Linked DNA regions of Homo sapiens: regions 1 and 3 are each linked to region 2. A link is an interaction called in ENCODE POLR2A ChIA-PET data of the cell type or tissue named here. Cell type or tissue: PC-9. All regions are shown on one strand. Each heading gives the region's core, and the rest is flanking DNA. Links, peaks and the distances in the headings are about the cores only. Region 1 has its middle 39 kb from the start of TRIP13. Region 2 holds the start of LOC107986396 (a long non-coding RNA gene). Region 3 overlaps CLPTM1L (CLPTM1 like).

What was found. Peaks named below come from ENCODE experiments on the same cell type or tissue, not always from the same donor. Only the 100,000 strongest peaks of a DNase experiment are listed, where the experiment ranks them.
Region 1: POLR2A ChIA-PET joins it to region 2 with 8 read pairs; 3 of 35 experiments call an interaction of 5 or more read pairs at or near these places.
Region 3: POLR2A ChIA-PET joins it to region 2 with 10 read pairs; 1 of 35 experiments calls an interaction of 5 or more read pairs at or near these places.

What each region holds. Positions count from the first base shown.
Region 1 is chr5:927,812-935,065 of GRCh38, reverse strand. No RefSeq gene overlaps it. Among named protein-coding and RNA genes, the nearest start is that of TRIP13, 39 kb to the right of the region's middle. RefSeq lists a silencer at 5,405-5,581. In PC-9, for the core only: no CTCF peak of the experiment used is centred there; a DNase peak (open chromatin) is centred at 4,085; H3K27me3 peaks cover 1,610 bases.
Region 2 is chr5:1,125,218-1,132,471 of GRCh38, reverse strand. LOC107986396 (a long non-coding RNA gene) reads left to right here and starts at 36. Exons shown (of 2, transcript XR_001742547.2): 1 at 36-1,944; 2 at 2,056-2,428. It also overlaps a transcript of SLC12A7 not described here. RefSeq lists enhancers at 475-1,008, 2,611-3,144, 3,679-4,212. In PC-9, for the core only: CTCF peaks have their summits at 1,696 and 1,901; DNase peaks (open chromatin) are centred at 1,721 and 2,621; H3K4me3 peaks cover 1,352 bases; H3K27ac peaks cover 1,765 bases.
Region 3 is chr5:1,324,107-1,331,360 of GRCh38, reverse strand. CLPTM1L (CLPTM1 like) reads left to right here. Exons shown (of 17, transcript NM_030782.5): 9 at 978-1,081; 10 at 5,545-5,610; 11 at 6,548-6,598. Among named protein-coding and RNA genes, the nearest start is that of CLPTM1L, 17 kb to the left of the region's middle. RefSeq lists a cis regulatory region at 636 and enhancers at 564-708, 2,599-3,211, 3,212-3,826, 5,679-6,179. In PC-9, for the core only: no CTCF peak of the experiment used is centred there; DNase peaks (open chromatin) are centred at 3,055, 3,720, 3,987 and 4,273; H3K4me3 peaks cover 52 bases; H3K27ac peaks cover 2,171 bases.

The DNA.
Region 1 (7,254 bases), core at 2,918-5,417, 200 kb after region 2:
CTCCAGAGTAGCTGGGACTACAGGCACACATCGCCACACCCAGCTAATTTTTTTTTTTTTTGTATTTTTAGTAGAGACAGGGTTTCACGTGTTGTCCAGGCTGGTTTTGAACTCCTGAGCTCAGGCAATCCACCTGCCATGGCCTCCCAAAGTGCTAGGATTACAGGCATGAGCCACTGCACCCGGCCAACCTGGCTGTTTCTAAAAGTGTATGCTCATATGCGTGAACAAAGAGATTATATAAAGCTGGAATTTATATTTAAAAGGGAAGCAGAGCATAAAAATTTGGAAAATCTGCAGCGCAGCCATGTGGTAGAAAAGAAAACCCATTTTCTGGGGAGAAATTCAAGCTTGCTGCAGAAATTTGCTTGTAAAGATGAGCCAAATAGCCAAGACAATGAGGGAAATGTATCCAGGGCATGTCAGAGACCTTCATGGAAGCCCCTTCCACACAGGCCCAGAGGCCTAGGAGGGAAAAATGGTTTCATGGGCCAGGCCCAGGGCCCAGCTGTTCTGTACAGCATCAGAATATGGCATTCTGCATCTTAGTTGCTTCAGCTCCAGCTGTGGCTAAAAGGGGCCAAGGTACAACTTGGGCCATGGCTTCAGAGGGTGCAAGGCCCAAGCATTGGTGACTTCCACATGGTGTGGGGCCTGCAGGTGCACAGAAGTCAAGAGCTGAGGTTTGGGAACCTCTGCCTAGATTTCAGAAGATATATGGAAATGCCTAGATGTCCAGGCAGAAGTCTGCCTGCAGAGTCCTCATGGAGAACCTCTACTAGGGCAGTGCAGAGGAGAAATGTGGGGTTGGAGCCCCCACACAGAGTCCTCACTGCAGCACTGCCTAGTGGAGCTGTCAGAGGAGGGCCACTGTCTTGCAGATCTCAGAATGGTAGATCCACTGACAGCTTGCACCATGCACCTGGAAAAGTCACAGGCACTCAACACCAGCCCATGAAAGTTGCCATGGTGGCTGTACCCTGCAGAGCCACAGAGGCAGAGCTGCCCAAGGCCATGGGAGCCCACTCCTTGTGTCAGTGTGGCCTGGATGTGGGACACAGAGTCAAAGGAGATCACTTTGGAGCTTTATGGTTTAATGCCTGCCCTGCTGAGTTTTGGACTCGCATGGGGCCTGTAGCCCCTTTCTTTTGCCCAATTTCTTCCATTTGGAATGGAAGCATTTACCCAATGCCTATACCCCCATTATATCTTGGAAGTAACTATTTTTTATTTTACAGGATCATAGCTGGAAGGGACTTATCTTGTCTCAGATAAGACTTTGGACTGTGGAGATTTCAGTTAATGCTAAAATGAGTTAAGACTCAGGGACTGTTGAGAAGGGATAATTGCATTTTGCAATGTGAGAAGGACGTAAGCTTTGGGAAGGGCCAGGGGTCAAATTTTGTGGTTTAGATTTGTGTACCCACCCAAATCTCATGTTGAATTGGTGAGAGGCCTGGTGGGAGGTGACTGAATCCAGGGGGCTGACTTCCCCCTTGCTGTTCTCATGATAGTGAGTTTTCATGAGATCTGAAAGTTTTAAAGTGTGTGGTACTTCCCCCGTCACTCTCTCTCTCCTGCTCCACCATAGGAAAATGTGCGTTGCTTCCCTTTCACCTTCCACCATGATTATAAGTTTCCTGAGGCCTCCCAGTCATGCTTCCTGTTAAGCCTGCAGAACTGAGTCAATTAAATCTTCTTTCTTCATAAATTACCCAGTCTCTGATAGTTCTTTATAGCAGTGTGAAGACAGACTAATATAATTAGAAAGTACACAGAGACCTAACTTTAGGTTCATTTCCAGAAGAGGGCCTGACCTGCTGCTCAGGGGTTAGTATTTCTTGCTTAGTCTTGTCTTTCTCATGGAGACACAGGCATACACACTTTCTCCATCTTCACATCCAGCTTCACTAATGGGTCATACTTTCCTTTCATTCCAAAATTTAAGCCAAATAAAAACTAGCCAGAACATTGGGCAATTGTTCTCCAAAAGGGAAATAAAAGAAGTCATTTATCTCAGCAGAAAGTATAACAACTCTGTTATGAGTTTATGGGTGAACCCAGGAATTGCCTTCCCTTTGGATCACCCCTTATGGCTCTAGTTCTGCCCAGAAACAGAAGGTTCAAGCCCTGGCCAACCAAAGCCAAGAGCTGCCCTCAGTCCTCATTCCTTGCTGGAAAACGGGCAGCCATATCCTTTTTCACAGAGGTGCAGAGGTCAAGTTAGTCACAGCTCAGCTCAGGATGTGGTTCTGAGGAGGCGACTGACAGGTGGCAATCGTCACTGATGCCTTGTTGCTGTTCTTCTCCAGTGACCATCGTCAGCCTCTGATTTATTCCCAGGCACCAGCAGCCAGGCTTCAGTCATCAGCCTTGCCCAGCTGAACACAGCTCCTGCTCTTGGACAGAGGAGGGTGGGTTTCAGGAGGGCAGCCACTCAGTCCCGCAGCTCGGGCCCAGGCTACCATGCTTCCTCTGGGCAGACCACTCTGTCCCTCAGTGAGCAGAGGGCTGGCATGTTAATGTCCCACTTGGAATTACTGAATTGACTCCCATCATCCTTGTATTCCTCTCTCTGTTCCTTCCCAGGACATAGCAATGCCTGAAGGGAGGAGCCTGTCCATGCCATCTGCCCCTCAGACACCAGCTCCGGCGGCGTGGATGCTGCTGCCTTCCAGGTGGCTGGGAGCCCGCTCTCACGTTTGGGGGTTAATGTCTGTGGAAAGGGAGGGTGCCCAGTTCACATGGGATTTTGCTCCCCTGACACAGAACGCAAGGATGCTGTGAGCTGAGAGTGAAGTCATTGTCCACCTCCCAGGGGCCACACTGCAGGTCCAAGTACAGAAAAGAGAGTGTCTTAAAGGAAGCCTTTGACTCTCTTTGGCTGAGTTTATGGAAAGGAAAATGAATCAAGCCCAAAATGGCCAGTAATGGCAGGGTCATTATTCCTTAAATGAAGCTCCACCTGCCTTTCCAACGAGGCAAGAACCAAATGCGTCCTTTGAAAGGAGGGCTCAGAGGTGCGGGTGCAGAACCCCATGCTCTCTTGAAGCGGTGTGGCCTGTCCCCAAACTGAGAGTCCCCATCTTCAAAACGGAGAGTTTGGTCACTTGAATTTTGTTGACATTTCTTACCTTGGGAAGCAGCTGGCTTCGTGCTGTTCGAAGTTGACCTCCTTTGCTCCAGATGGGAAGTGCCCCCAAAGCTGGCATGAACAGCTGTCACTCCCTAAGAAACTGCAGCTTTTTCTGAGGGCGGGAGCAGGTGCTCACCGATTTCCTTCTGTGGCGTGATCCTGAAGGAGCTAAGAGCCCACCACCCCAAAGGCATTGCTCTGGCTTTAAGCTGATCGCCATTCCATGTCTTAAAAGCAGGAGACGAAATTCTCATGTGAAAGATGCCCTCCCCATACGTTTGGGAAAGCATCTTTCTTATCAACAGTGGGAGGCCCAGACCCAGAGAGATTTCAGCATAGCCTCCTTAAAATCACTCTTCTTGGCAGCCTCCGCACACAATGTATTTTTCACAGCTTACTACTCCACCTCCAATTCAGGGTGCACAAAAGTTCTTTGAAAAGGAATGTAGAGGAAAGACTATTCCTATGAACAGTTTGTGAAGTGGGAGATGCTGCCTTCAGCGTAAAACCAGGATGCTTTCCAGAGAACAAAGAGAGGGTCCAGCTTTTATACTGAAAGTTCTCACATAGGTTCGCTTATGCAAATGAAAAATTCAAACTTCCTGTGTTCTGATGGGTTGGTTCAGGGGAGCTCTGGAAGTCCCAAAGTTTAACAGAGGTATGGGATTTCAAGGAACTCCGGGTACCCGTGTGACCTCTAGTCAGCAAACGGTCACTGGGCTCTATGAGGATTTAGGGCCGGTGAGCCACTAGAGATCCACCCATCCACTTCTTGCAAGTCCTGTTTGCTCACATGGGTGTGAGTGTCCAACTCTGTGGCTTTAGGGCATTCCTTCCATGGGAGGCTCTCCCACCATATAGAGCTTCCTTTAAATAAGCTTCCGTGCTTTCCTCCTGTTGATCTTTCTGCGTCAGTTAAATTCTCCGGTGCAGCCTGAGAGTCTGTACACAGGTGATCATATTCACAGGTTAATGTGCTCACAGGTGAATGTACGGGGAGGTGAATGTGTTCACAGGTGAATGTACTGGGATTAAATGTGCTCACAGGTGAATGAATGTACTGGGAGGGGAATCTGTCACAGGTGAATGTACTGGAAGGTGAAGGTGCTCACAGGTGAATGTACTGGGAGATGAAGGTACTCACAGGTGAATGTACTGGGAGGTGAAGGTACTCACAGTGAATGTACGAGTAGGTTATGTGCTCACAGGCGAATGTACTGGGAGGTGAAGGTGCTCACAGGTGAATGTACCAGTAGGTTATGTACTCACAGGTGAATGTACTGGGAGGTGAAGGTGCTCACAGGTGAACACATTTGGAGGTGATGGTGCTCACGGTGGAAGTATTTGGAGTATACCTGTGTATGTCTGTTCTTGCAGTGCTCTAAATACCTGAGAAATCTTACAATCATTGTGGAAGTCTAAGGGGAAGCAGGCACATCTTCACTTGACCAGAGCAGGAGGAGGAGAAAGAGAGGGTAGGTGCCATATGCTTTTTAACAGATCTCATGAGACCTCTATGAGAACATCAGCCAAGGAAGAAATCAGCTCCCACGATCCAATCACCTCCCACCATGCTCCACCTCCAGCTTTGGGGATTACAATTCAACATGAGGTTTGTGTGGGGACACAAATCCAAACCATATCATTTCACCCCTGGCCTCTCCCAAATCTCATGTCCTTCTCATATTGTAAAATAAATCATCCCTTCCCAACTGTCCCCCAAAGTCTTAAGTCAGCACTAACTTAAAAGCCCAAGTCCAAAGTCTCATCTGAGACAAGGCAAATCCCTCCTTCCCCTGAGCCTGTAAAATAAAAAACAAATTAGTTACTTCCAAGATACAATGGAGGCACAGGCACTGAGTAAATGCTCTCATTCCAAGTGGGTTAAATCGGTCGAAAGTGAGGGGCTACAGGCCCAATGCAAGTCTGAAACCTAGCAGGGCAGCCATTAATATATTAAAGCTCTGAAATGATCTCCTTTGACTCCATGTCTGACATCCAGATCATGGTGATGCAAAGGGTGGGCACCCATGGCATTGGGCAGTTCTGCCCCTGTGGCTCTGCAGGGTACAGCTCCCATGGTTGTCTTCACAGGCTGTTGTTGAGTGCCTGCAGCTATTCCAGGTGCATGGTGCAAGCTGTCAGTGGATCTACCATTCTGAGGTCTGCAAGACAGTGGCCCTCCTCTGACAGCTCCACTAGGCAGTGCTGCAGTGAAGACTCTGTGTGGGGGCTCCAACCCCACATTTCTCCTCTGCACTGCCCTAGTAGAGGTTCTGCATGAGGGCTCTGCCCCATACCAGACTTCTGCCTGAACATCCAGGCATTTCCATGTATCTTCTGAAATCTAGGCAGAAGTTCCCAAATCTCAACTCTTGACTTCTGTGCACCTGCAGGCCCCACACCATGTGGAAGTCACCAATGCTTGGGCCTTGCACCCTCTGAAGCCATGGCCCAAGTTGTACCTTGGCCCCTTTTAGCCACAGCTGGAGCTGGAGCAGCTGGGACACAGGGCACCATGTCCTGAGACTGTACAGAGCTAGCTGGGCTCTGGGCCTGGCCCATGAAACCATTTTTCCCTCCTAGGTCTCTGAGCCTGTGATGGGTAGGGCTGCTGTGAAGATCTCTGACATGCCCTGAAGACATTTTCCCATTGTCTTGGTTATTAACATTTGGCTCCTCTTTACTTATGCTATACAAATTTCTGCAGCAGGCTTGAATTTCTCCTTAGAAAATGGGTTTTTCTTTTTCTACAACAAGGCTGGGCTGCAAATTTCCCAAACTTTTATGCTCTGCTTCCCTTTTAAATACAAGTTCCAGTTTCAGATAATCTCTTTCTTCACACATATGAGTGTACACTTTTAGAAACAGCCAGATCACCTCTTGAAAGCTTTATTGCTTAAAAATTTCTTCTTCCAGATACCCTAAATCATCTCTCTCAAGTTCAAAGTTCCATAGATCTCTAGGGCAGGGGCAAAATGTCACCAAATTCTTTGCTAACGCATAACAAAAGTGACTTTTTCTCTAGTTTCCAATAAGTTCCTCATCTCCATCTGCGATCACCTCAGCCTGGACTTCATTGTCCATATCATTATTCAGCATTTGGGTCACAACAATTTAACAAATCCCTAAGAAATTCCAAACTTTCCCTTATCTTCCTGTCTTCATCTGAGCCCTCCACACTCTTCCAACCTTTACCTGTTACCCAGTTCCAAAGTCACTTCCATATTTTCAGGTATCACTACAGCAATGCCCACTCCTAGGTACCAATTTTCTGTATTAGCCATTCTCCCATTGCTATAAAGAACTGCCTGAGACTGGTTTATTTATTTATTTATTTAGAGATGGAGTTTTGCTCTTGTTGCCCAGGCTGGAGTACAGTAGCACGATCTTGGCTCACTGCAACCTCTGCCTCCTGGGTTCAAGTGATTCTCCTGCCTCAGCCTCCTGAGTAGCTGGGATTACAGGCGTCCGCTATCACCCCTGGCTAATTTTTTGTATTTTTAGTAGAGACAGGGTTTCATCATGTTGGCCAGGCTGGTCTCGAACTCCTGACCTCAGGTGATCCACCCGCCTCGGCCTCCCAAAGTGCTGGGATTACAGGCTACGGCCACCACGCCCGGCCAAGACTGGATAATTTATAAAGAAAAGCAGTTTAATTGGCTCATGTTTCCACAGGTTGTAGAGAAAATATGGCTGGTGAGGTCTCAGGAAACTTACAATCATGGTGGAAGGTGAAGGGGAAGCAGGCATGTCTCCGCATGGCCAGAGCAGGAGGAAGATGGGGAGAGAGTCATGTACTTTTAAACAAGATCTCAGGAGAATTCTATCAGAACAGCACCAAAGGAGGAAATCAGCCCCCATGATCCAATCACCTCCCACCGACCCCCACCTCCAACACTGGGGATTGCAATTCGACATTAGAGTTGGGTGGGGACACAAATCCAAAGCATATCAACCTGTTTGTAGTATTCCGCTCCCTGGACATCATGAAGGCAGGAGTGAAATTCCAACACTAAAGGTCGGTGATGGTCTTCAAGTACTTACCTGTCGGTTCACTGGAGCAACTTTTAAGCATTGTAAATAGAGATCTGTTGAGGATGTCAGTGATGACGTCA
Region 2 (7,254 bases), core at 1,676-4,175:
AAGAAAGAATTGGAGGTGAGTCCATAGAGTATAAAGTGAAAGTAAGTTTATTAAGAAAGTGAAGGGATGAAGAATGGCTCCCCGACCAAGGACACTTACTGTTACTTCTTCATTATGCGCTGAACAAGGGGTGGATTTTTCATGAATTTTCCAGGAAAGGGGTGCAAAATTCCCAGAACTGTGGGCTCCTCCCCTTTTTAGGCCATAGAGGGTAGCTTCCCGACGTTGCCGTGGCCTCTGTAAACTGCCACCGTGCTGGTAGGAGTGTCTCTTAGATGCTAATGCATTCGAATTAGCGTGTAATGAGCAGTGAGGACAACCAGAGGTCACTTTCATGCCGCCTTGGTTTTGGTGGGTACTGGGTATTGGATGGCTTCCTGACCACAACTTGTTTTATTAATAAGGTTTTAACGACCTGCCTCTTGCGCGGTCGTCCCGTCTCACCTTGTGACTGAGAATCCCTAAGCTCCTGGGAATGCAGCGCAGCAGGCCTCAGCCTCATCAGACCCAGCCCCTGTTCAAGATGGAGTCACTCTGGTTCAAACGCCCCTGACAGAACCAGGGGCAGTGAGCTTTGCCGTGTACACAGCCAGGGCGCTGGGCCCCACCTGGGAAGCTGCTCCTGGCAGGCATTGCCCTACCTCCCAGGAGGATCACCTTGCTTACTGAGCCCTTCCACAGCACAGGCCACAAAAGGAGCCCCTTTCCCGTGTCCTGGACGAGGATCTGGGAACCCACCCCAGACAAGCCATGGCTAGGCAAGGCTCTGGGGATTGGCCTGACTCAGGGTCTCAGTCCCAGCAGCCGTTCCAGGGTGGATTCTGGGGGCCCCAAGGGAGGCAGCCCTAGCGCCTGGTTAGGGACCCGGAGAGGTCAGGTGAGGCCCCCAACACCAGGCAGGAGAGGTGGTCCTGGCAGGTTGCCCGGAGCATGCCCTCTGGGAGGTCCTCAGGGCTTGTGTTGACCACCAGGGCCGGTGCCTGCTTCCGACAGCGTGGCGGCCGTGCAGGACTGTGCCTCAGGTGCTAGGATTGTGTAGAATCCTGAGTTTCTGGAACCATCTGCCTGTTGCACCAATACCGGCTCCCTCCCCCACACCCTTCAGCAGCTGCTGAGGCTGAGGTGCCAAAAGGAGGGGCCCAGGAATGCCCCTGTCTGCAAGTGGTGCCAGGCCCCAGCCTCTGGGTGACTCTTGGCAAGGAGCAGGACGGCCGGGAGGGACGGTGTCCCTGCACATCCCCATGGGCCCCTGCAAGTCCCCGTGAGTCCGAGCGTGTCCCCACGTGTCCCCGTGAGTCCCCTAGCGATCCGGGACGTCCCTGTGAGTCCCTGTGTGTCCCTGCGAATACAGGCGCTGAGCTCTGAGTCTCTGTTTTGCTTTGATTAGGCCTCCATCTCCTAGTCCAGGCCTTGCTACCCTCCCCCAGGCCTCACCCTGGAAACACCACCCCCTCCCTGTTCTGTGTCCTGGGACCCCATCTCCTAGGTGGGCCCCCAGCAGCCCTCAGACCACCCTCCGACGTGAGGTTCTGTCAGGGAACCCTGTGCTACTCCAATGTTGTCCCCAGGGCTTACTCCCTGAGCTGCCTCCCGGCTCAGACTGGCCCAGCCGCTCCCCTTGGCCGGAAGGAGACTGCATGGGCTGTGCTGAGCTCAGCCTCCTCCTCTTTCCGCTTCTGCCACCCTCCCACCACCCGCCCACCTGCGTCTGTGCTGGGTTTCCCTGGCAGGAGCTCTGTGCACCTGTCCAGGTGTGTCTGCTGGAAGCTCCCGCTGCTCCCTCTGGGCAGGCACAGGTGCACCTGCAGGCCCAGGGAAGAATGCAGCACGCCCTCCCTCCCTGCTGCCCCCACCCTGGCTAAGGAGGTGAGGGGACCTGCGCGGGCAGCCGCCCTGGCTAAGGAGGTGAGGGGACCTGCGCGGGCAGCCGCCCTGGCTAAGGAGGTGAGGGGACACGCGTGTGCAGCCGTGGGCAGGGCTGTGGGAGGCCCCAGGTGGCCTCTCCTGGGGTGGGGTGGGGGCGGGGCTTTCATTCAGCCTCTCTTCCTCCCACAGCTCAAGCTCTGGGAAGGCCAGGTCTTTGCTCCTCTGCCCAGACGCAGATGCAGGTGCACCCTGGGTCCTCCTGTCCTCGCTGGGTGTTGAGCGGAGACAGGAGGTGCCTGCCCAGGTCCCTTGTCCTGAGAGTGCCTCCTCCCAGCCAGCCTCGCCCGGTGGGGTCCTGCAGGTTACGACTGAAGCGAGTGGTGCGGCTTCTGGAAGATTCTGGAGGGTCCTGGGCTGCCCGGGAGGCTGCTTGATGGGGGTGGTGGAAAAGGGGCCCCCACAGCTAATACTCCTGTAAACCAAACGGGTGCAATTCTGGGTGATTTTCCGCAGATTTTTCTGAACCACATCCAGAAGTAAAGTCGTGGAGGAGATATCAAAACTTCTTGGGTATCTAAACTTCCTCTTTCAGGGGAAGAAGCAGAGGTAGCTTTGACTGCCCCAGCTGGCCAGGGCGTCCCTTGAGCTCTGACCCCTGACCCTCTGGCTCCTCACCTGGGAGTCAGGTGATGGCTTCACGCCCAGGACACAATGGGCTGTGCAGTTTCCAGCTCTGACGGCAGCAGGGCGTTCTTTTCCTCTTGAATCACCAGGTTTCGGGTCAGCAGTGTCGAGAGCCCGGCTCCAAGGTGCTTCTGAACGGTAATCTCAGCCGGGATCTTTTCTTCCTGTTTAATCATATCCAGAAATTACATCCCATCAGGGTGACCCCTGTGACTTTTTCCGTGAAACAGTGGGTGCCCCAGGTGTTCCCGTGTTCATCCGCGTGAGGGCTTTGGAAACCTTGCCAGGGATGCCTGAGCAAGTGTGTCTCTCGGGGGTTGGCCGATGCCCCAGCTGGGCTCCTGGAGCCGCCCTCCACCCTGTCGCCTGGGACGCTGTGGTTTCCCTGGTCCTGGTCCTGGTCCTGGGCGTCACAGGAAAGCTGAGGGGGCCAGGAGGGGAGGGCGCCTGGTTCTGTCCCTTACGCTAGGGGAAGCCCGGAACTTTCTCTGGCCCTTGTGGGCCTGGGATGCTCGGGACACTCCTGGTGGCCCATGGCCACCTCCTTGCCTTGGGTGGCTGCTAAGGCTCTGTGAGACTGGACTTCGGAGGTGGGGGTGTTACCTGAACGTCCTGCCCACCTCCGACTTTCACTTGGAGCCAGGAGGCGTTGTACCCTGCAACAGCTCAGCCCTTGGGGATGCACAGAGGGGCCGGCAGCAGTGGCGGCTGGCTGAGGGAGGCCTCTTGGAGGGGTGTCCTCGTGTGTCTAGGAGAGACGTGGCTGTCCCCCTGGCCTGGCAGGCCCTAGGCAGCAGCTGTGACCGAGGTTTGAGGAGAGGGACTTCTAGAGGCCATCAGACTTGGGATCCCAGGGGTGCTCCCAAGCCTTGCAGGGGATCCCAGGAGTGCTCCCAAGCCTTGCAGGGGCAGCGGGGTATGCTTGGCCATCAGGGAAAGCTGAAAGCAGAGCTGGCAGGTGTGTTGGACGCACATGGGGATGGAGCACGTGGCAGGGAGCCGCGTGACTGAGGGTCCAGCTTGTGTGGGTGGATGGTGGGAGTGGGTCTGGTTTCTGCATGTGTGTGCACATATGTGTGTATGCAAACATGTGATCCATTCTAGGAAAAGGCTGGAAGCCGTGTAGAGACCAGGCAGGCACTTGGGGCCACTCCCATTGGTGTGCACGCATGCACACACACACGCACACATACATGCACACACGTGCACACATGCTCCGCTGCAGCCTGTCAGGACTGGTGGTCACAGGGCAGACCCAATACCCATGGGCCACCTGGTCTGTACCAGTCTCACTAGCCACCGCACCTGCTGAGCCTGTTGTTTATCAAATATTTACTGAGCCCCAGAGGTCTCAGAGTGTTGGGGGCTGGGCAGCACTTTTCCTCCCTATGAGAAGATGAATTCTAGAACCTTCCATCAACCACATGAGGAAGGAAACCCCTGTTGGGGGCTCCATCTGTACCCAGGCATGCTCCAGGGTCACTGGGTCCGCGTGAGATGTCCCATCCTGCCTCCATGCATTGCTGGTGGCTTTTGTTTGTCTGAGTCTGGCTTCATTTCCTGGAGCGAGGCCACCAGTTTCCACTGGGCCTGACTGCTCCGTGAGAGCTCGTCCTGGGATTTGGCTCTTGTGCTGCAGATCAGCGGGAGTTTACCTGGCAACTTGGATCCAGCAACCCTGGTCCCACAGGAGCTGGAGCGGACTTCCCGCCAGGTTGAGACCACAGGTGCAGGGGAAGGGGCGAGAGTGTTCCTCAGGCACCCACCTCCCAGCCACGCCCACTCCCAGCCTGCCTTAAGGATGAGATCTGTTTCCTCAGTGAACTTGCCCCAGTGCATGGCGTGAGAAGCTAAATGACACACATCCTACATTCACTGCTTCTGGAATAACCAGAGATCACGCGCCTGTCACCACCCCCAGATGAAAACCAGGACGTCGCAGCCCTGGAGAATCTGAGCCACTCTTGGGACACTTTCCTGGGGTGTGGGCATCTCCTCGTGCTTTATCTTCCCTTCCTTGATGACAAGTGCTAATTTGATAACAGGAGATGTGCAAAATTACTTCTTTTTTAAAATTCTCTGAAAGACTTCAATGTAACTGGTATTATTTCTTCCTTCAGTGTTTGGAAAAGTTTACCAGTGAGTCTGTGTGGCCCTGAAGGTTTTATGTGCAGGAGGGGGGCAAAGTTAAATCAAGGATTTAATTTCTTCATGAGACATAGTACTATTCAGAGCTTCTGTTTCTTTTTGTATGGATTTTGGAGAATGTGTCTATTTTATCTCCATTTACAAGATCGTTATCACAGAGTTATCTGTGGTATTTGTATATCCATCAGTTTCCTCGGACTGCTGTGATCACCACACACTGTGGCTTCACAGATCTGCCTTCTCAGTGGTGGAGAAAGGAAATCTGAAGTCCAGGTGTGGGCAGGGCTGCACGCCCTCCGGAGGCTCTAAAAGAGGCTCCTTCCTGCCCCTTCCAACTTCTGCGGCTCCAGGCATCCCTGGGTCTGTGGCCCCATCGCCTCAGCCTCTGCCTCCATCTCTGTGGCCCTTGCCTTTTGCCTCTCCTCTGTGGCCTCAAAGCTGTCCATATAAGGACATCAGTCGGCCAGGCGTGGTGGCTCACGCCTGTAATCCCAGCACTTTGGGAGGCCAAGGCAGGTGGATCACGAAGTCAAGAGATCGAGACTATCCTGGTCAACACAGTGAAACCCCGTCTCTACTAAAAATACAAAAATTAGCTGGGCGTGGTGGCGTGTGCCTGTAGTCCCAGCTACTTGGGAGGCTGAGGCAGGAGAATCACTTGAACCTGGGCGGTGGAGGTTGCAGTGAGCCGAGATTGCGCCACTGCACTTCAGCCTGGCAACAAAGCAAGACTTCGTCTAAAAAAAAAAAGACATCAGTCATTGGATTGAGAGCCCACACCCTACTCCAGGATGACCTCATCTTCATGATGTGGTCCCAACTGCAAGGAGCCACCTCCCAGTCAGGACATTCACAGGTACCTGTGTTAGAACTTCAACATATCCTTCTGGGGAAGCCCAGCTCAACCCACTCCACTACCTTTATACTTTTGCAGGATCTACAGTGGTGACTCGTCCCTTAAGCACGGTTTCAGCTGCATCTTATGGTTTCGATAGGTTGTATTTTCATTATAATTTAGTTCGACAGAAAACTAAATACAGCATGTTCTCACTTATAAGTGGGAGCTAAACGATGAGAACGCATGGACACATAGAGGGAAACAACACAGCCTGGGGCCCACTTGAGGGCAGAGAGTGGGAGGAGGGGAAGGATCAGGAAAGATAACTAATGGGTACTAGGTTTAATACCTGAGTAATGAAATAATCTGTACAACAAACCCCATGACACAAATTTACTTGTGTAATAAACGTGAATATGTACCTCTGAAACTTAAAACACAAAACAAAAACCAAAAACAAATCAGAAGAAAAAAACTAAACAATTTAAAATGTTTTAAAAAGTGAGTAACATCTCAATTATATTAAACATTAAAAAGAATAGGTAGGGGCTGGGTGCAGTGGCTCACGCCTGTAATCCCAGCACTTTGGGAGGCCGAGGCGATCAGATTACCTGAGGCCAGGAGTTCAAGACCAGCCTGGCCAACATGGTGAAACCCTGTCTCTACTAAAAATATAGAAAATTAGCCGGGCATGGTGGCCCATGCCTGTAATCCCAGCTGTCAGCTACTTGGGAGGCTGAGACACGAGAATCACTTGAACCTGGGAGGTGGAGGCTGCAGTGAGCTGAGATCATACCACTGCATCCAGCCTGGAGTGGGACTCTGTCTCAAAAAATAATAAAATAAAATAAAAAGAATAGATGAATTCATGGGTTAATATTGTGTAAATATACTATGTGTATATTGCTAAGAATTAGCTTAATAACATGAGTGACTTTTTGGAAACATTAACAATTAAATTAATGAAGATATAACAATGCAAGCAGACAGACTTTTTTTTTTTTTTTTTTTTGAGGCAGGGCCTGGCACTGTTGTCAGGCTAGAGTGCAGTGATGTGATCTCAGCTCCCTGCAACTTCCGCCTCCCAGGTTCAAGTGATTCTCCTGTCTCAGTCTCCTGAGTAGCTGGGATTACAGGCACATGCCACCATGCCTGGCTAATTTGTGTATATTTAGTAGAGATGGGGTTTCACCATGTGGGCCAGGCTGATCTCAAACTCCTGGCCTCAGGTGATCTGCTCGCCTCGGCCTCCCAAAATGCTGGGATTACAGGCATGAGCCACTGTGCCCGGCCCAGGTAGACATTTTAACCATGTTTGATATATTTCAAATTTTACCATTTATACAAAGTAATTGGGATCCAATTAGTCAAAGTTATAAATAAATTAGAATAGTCTCCCACCCTAGATAAACTTTCCAAAACCACTGTTTTGGAGTTTGGAGAGCAGTGACATTTTCCGCAGTACAATTTCTAACATGTTGACACGCCTGCAGATTCAATGAAAATACTAAAATACCATTATTATGCACTATTCAGCATAAAAATACTAAAATAAACTTAAAAAGTGTGCCGTTTGACTTTACTTGCTTTTACCCATGAAGTGATGTTTCTGTATGAAAGTCTTAGAATTAAAAAGAATTCACACACACACACACACACACACACACTTTCGTTTAAAACATTATCTCATTCCGATCACGGCTCACTCTTCAGCACGT
Region 3 (7,254 bases), core at 1,920-4,419, 200 kb before region 2:
AGGTGATGGCAGTTAATAGGCCCGTGGTGCTGTGCCCAGCAGTGACAGGCAGTGTGCAGCTGTTAGGTAGGGCAGTCAGGGACCCCTGAGGCCAGGCAGCCCAGGCAGGAGGCCTGCCAAGATCTGGGACCAGTGTTCCTGGCCAAGGGTGCCTGCCGTGGTTTAAGGGGCCCAAGTGAGTGAGGGGTCCTCCTGACCTTGCAGGGGTGGAGGTTGTCACAGTGGGGTGGGGAGCGGCGGTCTGGACAGGGGCGAGTGGTTGATGGGTGTGAGGACGAGGAGTGGGTGTGTCCTGTTGGTTAGGAGTGAGGAGCATTTGGCTCCAGTATCAGACCCGAACAAGTTGTTTTTCTCGCATGGAAAAGACGCCCAAGCAGGTGGCCCTGGCTGCCTGGGGGCCGTGCCGTGTTCTGCGTTGTTGTCTCCTAACCCTAATGCCTTTCCTGGCGTCCTGGGTTGGAGTGGCCAGCAGACAGTGGCTGTGGCCTTGACCACTGTTTGTCCTGTGGCTCCATGGATCTGCTTCCCCTGCTTGCCCTCAGGGCTTGCAGGAGGAGGAAGACGTGTTGAATAAGCTGGAGTGGTTCTTAAGGTACAGCTGGGGAGGAAACAAATCCAGACTTGAAAAGCCACGCACTTATCACAGAACTGGCATAAGACACGCCCGGAAGCAAAGCTGTGCTGGCCCCGTCATCCGACCTCTGCCCACGTTCCATGCTCATTTGCAAGTGTGGCTCAGACACGTGTTTGTGGAGCTGGTGTGGGGCCAGCTGTTCAGTTCAGCAGCCTTCCAAACACTTTCCTAGCTGCTGAATGCTTCATTGTTCTTTTTAAACGGGGTGACGTGGACTGGGGAGTACCTGAAGCTTCTTGGGCGTGGTGGGTTGGGATGGGGGACTGGGGGTATGTGTGTGACTTGGGGAACACAGGTGGGGTCTGCCCTGCACCCCCTCCCAGCCCGACCATCCTGTCCCCAGTGCTCTGGCGCTGCTTCAGCACCGTGGTCATCTTTCTGTTCCTGCTGGACGAGCAGACGAGCCTGCTGGTGCTGGTCCCGGCGGGTGTTGGAGCCGCCATTGAGGTGAGTTCCGGGCAGTGACCTGAACTGTCTGAGGTCCATGTGCCTCCACGCACTCAGGAAAGGCTTTCAGCCCCGGGACCTGAGACCTTCTGTGGAAGCCTGTGTGCTTGTTCCCGATGGCCTCAGTGTTCTGGAAGCTGTAGGATGGCAGGCAGTGGGTGTAAAGGCTTTGAACAAGTGGAGAGCAAGGAAATGCGTGTTCGGGTGGTATCAGCTCATGAGGCTCTGTCCACCAAGCAGTGGTGAGTCCTGAGGCCCTGTCCACCAAGCAGATAGTCCTGAGGCTCTGTCCACCAAGCAGTGGTGAGTCCTGAGGCCCTGTCCACCAAGCAGAGAGTCCTGAGGCCCTGTCCACCAAGCAGAGAGTCCTGAGGCTCTGTCCACCAAGCAGAGAGTCCTGAGGCTCTGTCCACCAAGCAGAGAGTCCTGAGGCCCTGTCCACCAAGCAGAGAGTCCTGAGGCCCTGTCCACCAAGCAGAGAGTCCTGAGGCTCTGTCCACCAGGCAGAGAGTCCTGAGGCCCTGTCCACCAGGCAGAGAGTCCTGAGGCTCTGTCCACCAAGCAGAGAGTCCTGAGGCCCTGTCCACCAGGCAGAGAGTCCTGAGGCCCTGTCCACCAGGCAGAGAGTCCTGAGGCCCTGTCCACCAGGCAGAGAGTCCTGAGGCCCTGTCCACCAGGCAGAGAGTCCTGAGGCCCTGTCCACCAAGCAGAGAGTCCTGAGGCCCTGTCCACCAAGCAGAGAGTCCTGAGGCTCTGTCCACCAAGCAGAGAGTCCTGAGGCTCTGTCCACCAAGCAGAGAGTCCTGAGGCCCTGTCCACCAAGCAGTGGTGAGTCCTGAGGCCCTGTCCACCAAGCAGAGGCCTGAGGCCCTGTCCACCAAACAGAGTGTTTTCATGTGCTTGAGAAATCCCACCATGTGCAAAGCAGAGGTGTAAACCGTGGGGCCTTGAGAGGCTCGTGCTGTGGCTGGAGATCTGAGCACAGCGGCCAGGTAGGCACTGACGGAAATCACTCGGTGCCCTGTGGTCCAGCCTTGGTTGTTCCGGAGCTCAGAAAAGCCGGCCAAAAGGGAGCCTCGTGGGGCAAGACCAGCTCAGGAGCAAACCCTTGAGGGGGGCGATGGCCTTCAGGGTGAGAGGGCCCAGGCTTAAGCCTAGCTCCTCACTGAGCTCTGTGCCACACCGGCAGGAGCCGGAGTCTGAGGTCTCTGCAGTTGGTGGCCCACCTGTGGGTGGGGGCCTCTGCGGCCGTCATGCCTGTAGAGGAGGAGCTGGATGCAATGTCTCTGTAGAGGAGGAGCTGTATGAAATGTGTCTGTAGAGGAGGAGCTGGATGGAATGTCCCTGTAGAGGAGGAGCTGGATGAAATGTGTCTGTAGAGGAGGAGCTGGATGGAATGTGTCTGTAGAGGAGGAGCTGGATGAAATGTGTCTGTAGAGGAGGAGCTGGATGCAATGTGTCTGTAGAGCAGGAGCTGGATGAAATGTGTCTGTAGAGGAGGATCTGGATGGAGTGTCCCTGTAGAGGAGGAGCTGGATGAAATGTGTCTGTAGAGGAGGAGCTGGATGGAATGTGTCTATAGAGGAGGAGCTGGATGAAATGTGTCTGTAGACAAGGAGCTGGAAGAAAACTGTCTGTAGAGGAGGAGCTGGATGAAGTGTGTCTGTAGAGGAGGAGCTGGATGAAATCTGTCTGTAGAGGAGGAGCTGGATGAAATGTGTCCGTAGAGGAGGAGCTGGATGAAATGTGTCTGCAGAGGAGGAGCTGGATGAAATGTGTCTGTAGAGGAGGAGCTGGATGGAATGTGTCTGCAGAGGAGGAGCTGGATGAAATGTGTCTGTAGAGGAGGAGCTGGATGGAATGTGTCTGTAGAGGAGGAGCTGGAAGAAATGTCCCTGTAGAGGAGGAGCTGGATGAAATGTGTCCGTAGAGGAGGAGCTGGATGAAATGTGTCCGTAGAGGAGTAGCTGGATGAAATGTATCCTGTAGAGGAGGAGCTGGATGGAATGTATCCTGTAGAGGAGGAGCTGGATGGAATGTGTCTGCAGAGGAGGAGCTGGATGAAATGTGTCTGTAGAGGAGGAGCTGGATGGAATGTGTCTGTAGAGGAGGAGCTGGATGGAATGTGTCTGTAGAGGAGGAGCTGGATGGAATGTGTCTGTAGAGGAGGAGCTGGATGGAATGTGTCTGTAGAGGAGGAGCTGGATGGAATGTGTCTGTAGAGGAGGAGCTGGATGGAATGTGTCTGTAGAGGAGGAGCTGGATGGAATGTGTCCGTAGAGGAGGAGCTGGATGGAATGTGTCTGTAGAGGAGGAGCTGGATGGAATGTGTCTGTCGAGGAGGAGCTGGATGGAATGTGTCTGTAGAGGAGGAGCTGGATGGAATGTCCCTGTAGAGGAGGAGCTGGATGAAATGTGTCTGTAGAGGAGGAGCTGGATGGAATGTGTCTGTAGAGGAGGAGCTGGATGGAATGTGTCTGTAGAGGAGGAGCTGGGTGGAATGTCCCTGTAGAGGAGGAGCTGGGTGGAATGTCCCTGTAGAGGAGGAGCTGGATGAAATGTCCCTGTAGAGGAGGAGCAGGATGAAATGTGTCTGTAGAGGAGGAGCTGGATGAAATGTGTCTGTAGAGGAGGAGCTGGGTGGAATGTGTCTGTAGAGGAGGAGCTGGATGAAATGTGTCTGTAGAGGAGGAGCTGGATGGAATGTCCCTGTAGAGCAGGAGCTGGATGGAATGTCCCTGTAGAGGAGGAGCTGGATGGAATGTCCCTGTAGAGGAGGAGCTGGATGAAATGTCCCTGTAGAGGAGGAGCTGGATGGAATGTCCCTGTAGAGGAGGAGCTGGATGAAATATGTCTGTAGAGGAGGAGCTGGATGGAATGTGCCTGTAGAGGAGGAGCTGGATGGAATGTGCCTGTAGAGGAGGAGCTGGATGGAATGTGTCTGTAGAGGAGGAGCTGGATGGAATGTGTCTGTAGAGGAGGAGCTGGATGAAATGTCCCTGTAGAGGAGGAGCTGGATGGAATGTGTCTGTCGAGGAGGAGCTGGATGAAATGTGTCTGTAGAGGAGGAGCTGGATGGAATGTGTCTGTAGAGGAGGAGCTGGATGGAATGTGCCTGTAGAGGAGGAGCTGGATGAAATGTGTCTGTAGAGGAGGAGCTGGATGGAATGTGTCTGTCGAGGAGGAGCTGGGTGGAATGTCCCTGTCGAGGAGGAGCTGGGTGGAATGTCCCTGTAGAGGAGGAGCTGGGTGGAATGTCCCTGTAGAGGAGGAGCTGGATGAAATGTCCCTGTGGAGGAGGAGCTGGATGGAATGTGTCCGTAGAGGAGGAGCTGGATGAAATGTGTCCGTAGAGGAGGAGCTGGATGAAATGTGTCCGTAGAGGAGGAGCTGGATGAAATGTGTCTGTCGAGGAGGAGCTGGATGAAATGTGTCTGTCGAGGAGGAGCTGGATGAAATGTCCCTGTAGGGGAGGAGCTGGATGAAATGTCCCTGTAGAGGAGGAGCTGGATGGATTGTCCCTGTAGAGGAGGAGCTGGATGAAATGTCCCCGTAGAGGAGGAGCTGGATGGAATGTCCCCGTAGAGGAGGAGCTGGATGGAATGTCCCCGTAGAGGAGGAGCTGGATGAAATGTGTCTGTAGAGGAGGAGCTGGATGAAATGTGTCTGTAGAGGAGGAGCTGGATGAAATGTGTCTGTAGAGGAGGAGCTGGATGGAATGTGTCTAGAGGAGGAGCTGGATGAAATGTGTCGGTAGAGGAGGAGCTGGATGGAATGTCCCTGTAGAGGAGGAGCTGGATGAAATGTGTCTGTGGAGGAGGAGCTGGATGAAATGAAATGTGTCTGTCGAGGAGGAGCTGGATGAAATGTGTCTGTAGAGGAGGAGCTGGATGAAATGTGTCTGTAGAGGAGGAGCTGCATGGAATGTGTCTGTAGAGGAGGAGCTGGATGGAATGTCCCTGTAGAGGAGGAGCTGGATGAAATGACGCTGGAGCTCCACAGGCAGGGTCCCTCCATAGGTACGAGTCACAGTGCCGTGCCCGGCTCTGGCACCCGTCCTGAGCTCCGTGGGTGATGCCTTCCAAGCATTTAGCCATGAGGTGGCGGCTCTCAGAGCGGTCCCAAAACTGGCTCCAGGGCTGCCCGAGTGGCAGGCAGAAGTAGGTGGGGGCTTATTTGGGTGCAGGCAGAGTGGCGTAAAGAACTGCCCTCACATGCTGTTTTTGTTGTCCGCTGGGCGGTGGCTGTGCAGCCCACCTGACCAGGTACGCCTGCCGTGTGTGGGTTAGAGGCCCAGGTCCAGCCTCCAGCGCTCTGGCCTGAGCTGTGGGAGGGACAGGAAGAGGACAGTGGGCTGCGCGGGGCCATGGGCAGCAGGTCCTACCCGTTACTGTCTGGGTCGTTCATTCGTGGCTCCTGGCCTTCGAATATTAAAGGAACTATTTCCTGATTTCTCCCCTCAGCTGTGGAAAGTGAAGAAGGCATTGAAGATGACTATTTTTTGGAGAGGCCTGATGCCCGAATTTCAGGTAGGATTTAGTTGTAATGGCTGAACCCCAAGCCTCTCTGAAGAGTGTGATTTTGCCCCCTGTGCAAAGAGTAAGATGGCCATCTGCAGATGAGTCACTGCGGGCCTCTGTCAGGGGAGCCTCCGTGGTGGAGGCAGCACTGGTTTCTGATCGCAGCCACTCTCTTCGCCTGAGGATTCCCCGGTCATATACCTAGTTCTGACCGTCTTCAGTGCAGACGGCAGCACTTCTGGGCCTGAGCCGGCCTCTGGGAGGAAGGATGCTGGCTGGCCAGCACGTGTGCTTCGTTTTGGCACCTTGTCCAGAGGCGCTCCCGAGGCTGGTGCTGACTGGGGTCCGTACAGTCCTGGCAGTCCTGAAGTGAGTGAGCCCCTGCCCTGAGCTGGTGGCTGCCCCAGTGCCTGGGCGCCCATAAGGCCCCTAGGCAGATGAGGGCTGGGGCAGAGCTGGAGTTGAATCTCAGTGCCCACGGATGGACCTTGATTGAGGCGGGGCCCTCAGCAGTCACAGGCTGAGATTTTCCATGCTGTGGGCAGGGGGGTCAGGAAGCCCAGCACACGCAGCGCAGCCACTGTGTTCCACCTTGCCCCATGGCTCCCGGCCGGCTGGTTCGGAGCAGTGTTGGCTGTGCCTGTGTGCTCTGCAGTGTTCTCACTGAAGCGGTGGCACTGAAAACTGAGCCACCTGAGCAAGGAACAGCAGTGAGGCCGCGTTGCCCCCATCAGGCTTGTGGGACCCAGGGCCAGGGTGAGGCGGGAAGGATCCATGCGGATCCCCGTCCTCTGGGTCCTCTCCTCGCCTGGTAGGGACCTGAGCGCCCTCTGTAGTGAGGCCTGGGTCAGCTCTGCAGCCATATGTGACGCCCCTTAGTCACAGCTCAGCTGTGCTCAGATCCTCCCTGAGTCTATTAATATCACTGTGTTGAATTTCACAACAGTTTGGCACTTACAGCGAATCTGAGAGGAAAACCGAGGAGTACGATACTCAGGTAAGTCACTTGTGATTCAGGGCACGTGCATGCCAGGCAAATCCAACACCCTCAAAGACGGGTCTTTTACTGTCATTGCTCAGTGCGGAAGTCTCCTTGGAGTACGGGTCAGCCCGCCTTGAGCAGGGATCCCAAGAGTGAACACATAAAACCCAAATTTCTTACTGGGAAGGGCGGGGGCTCGCAGAGACTCATTTCCCAGTCCTTACAGGCACAGCCTGCCTGTGTCACCGTATAGTAGGGATATTTTCATCGTTTGTAAGTCACATTCGCCAGGCAGCTGACGCAGGCCATGGTGTCTGCTGTGGTTGCTGGGAACGCACTTGCCGTCACCAAGGCCATAATGGCCGCGGCCGCACAGTGGCCTGGAGGAATGGCCCCAGCAGCACAGGGCGTCACCTTTCCCCATTGCTGTTGGGGGAGCTGGAATTCTCAGTTCCAGTTAATAGAACATTTCTGCACAGATGATTTTAGTTTGGTTTAATCTTCACCAGCTTATATCCAACTTGCATGGCGTTGTAAAGCTGAAATCAGAATGGATACAGCTGGCGATGTAACTACATTACTTAGTAGGCAGTTTTTTCCGGTTTCTTTCCATTATGTTTATTGATCTGTTGTGGGTTGGTTGGTTTTGACCAACCAGAATTGATCTATTA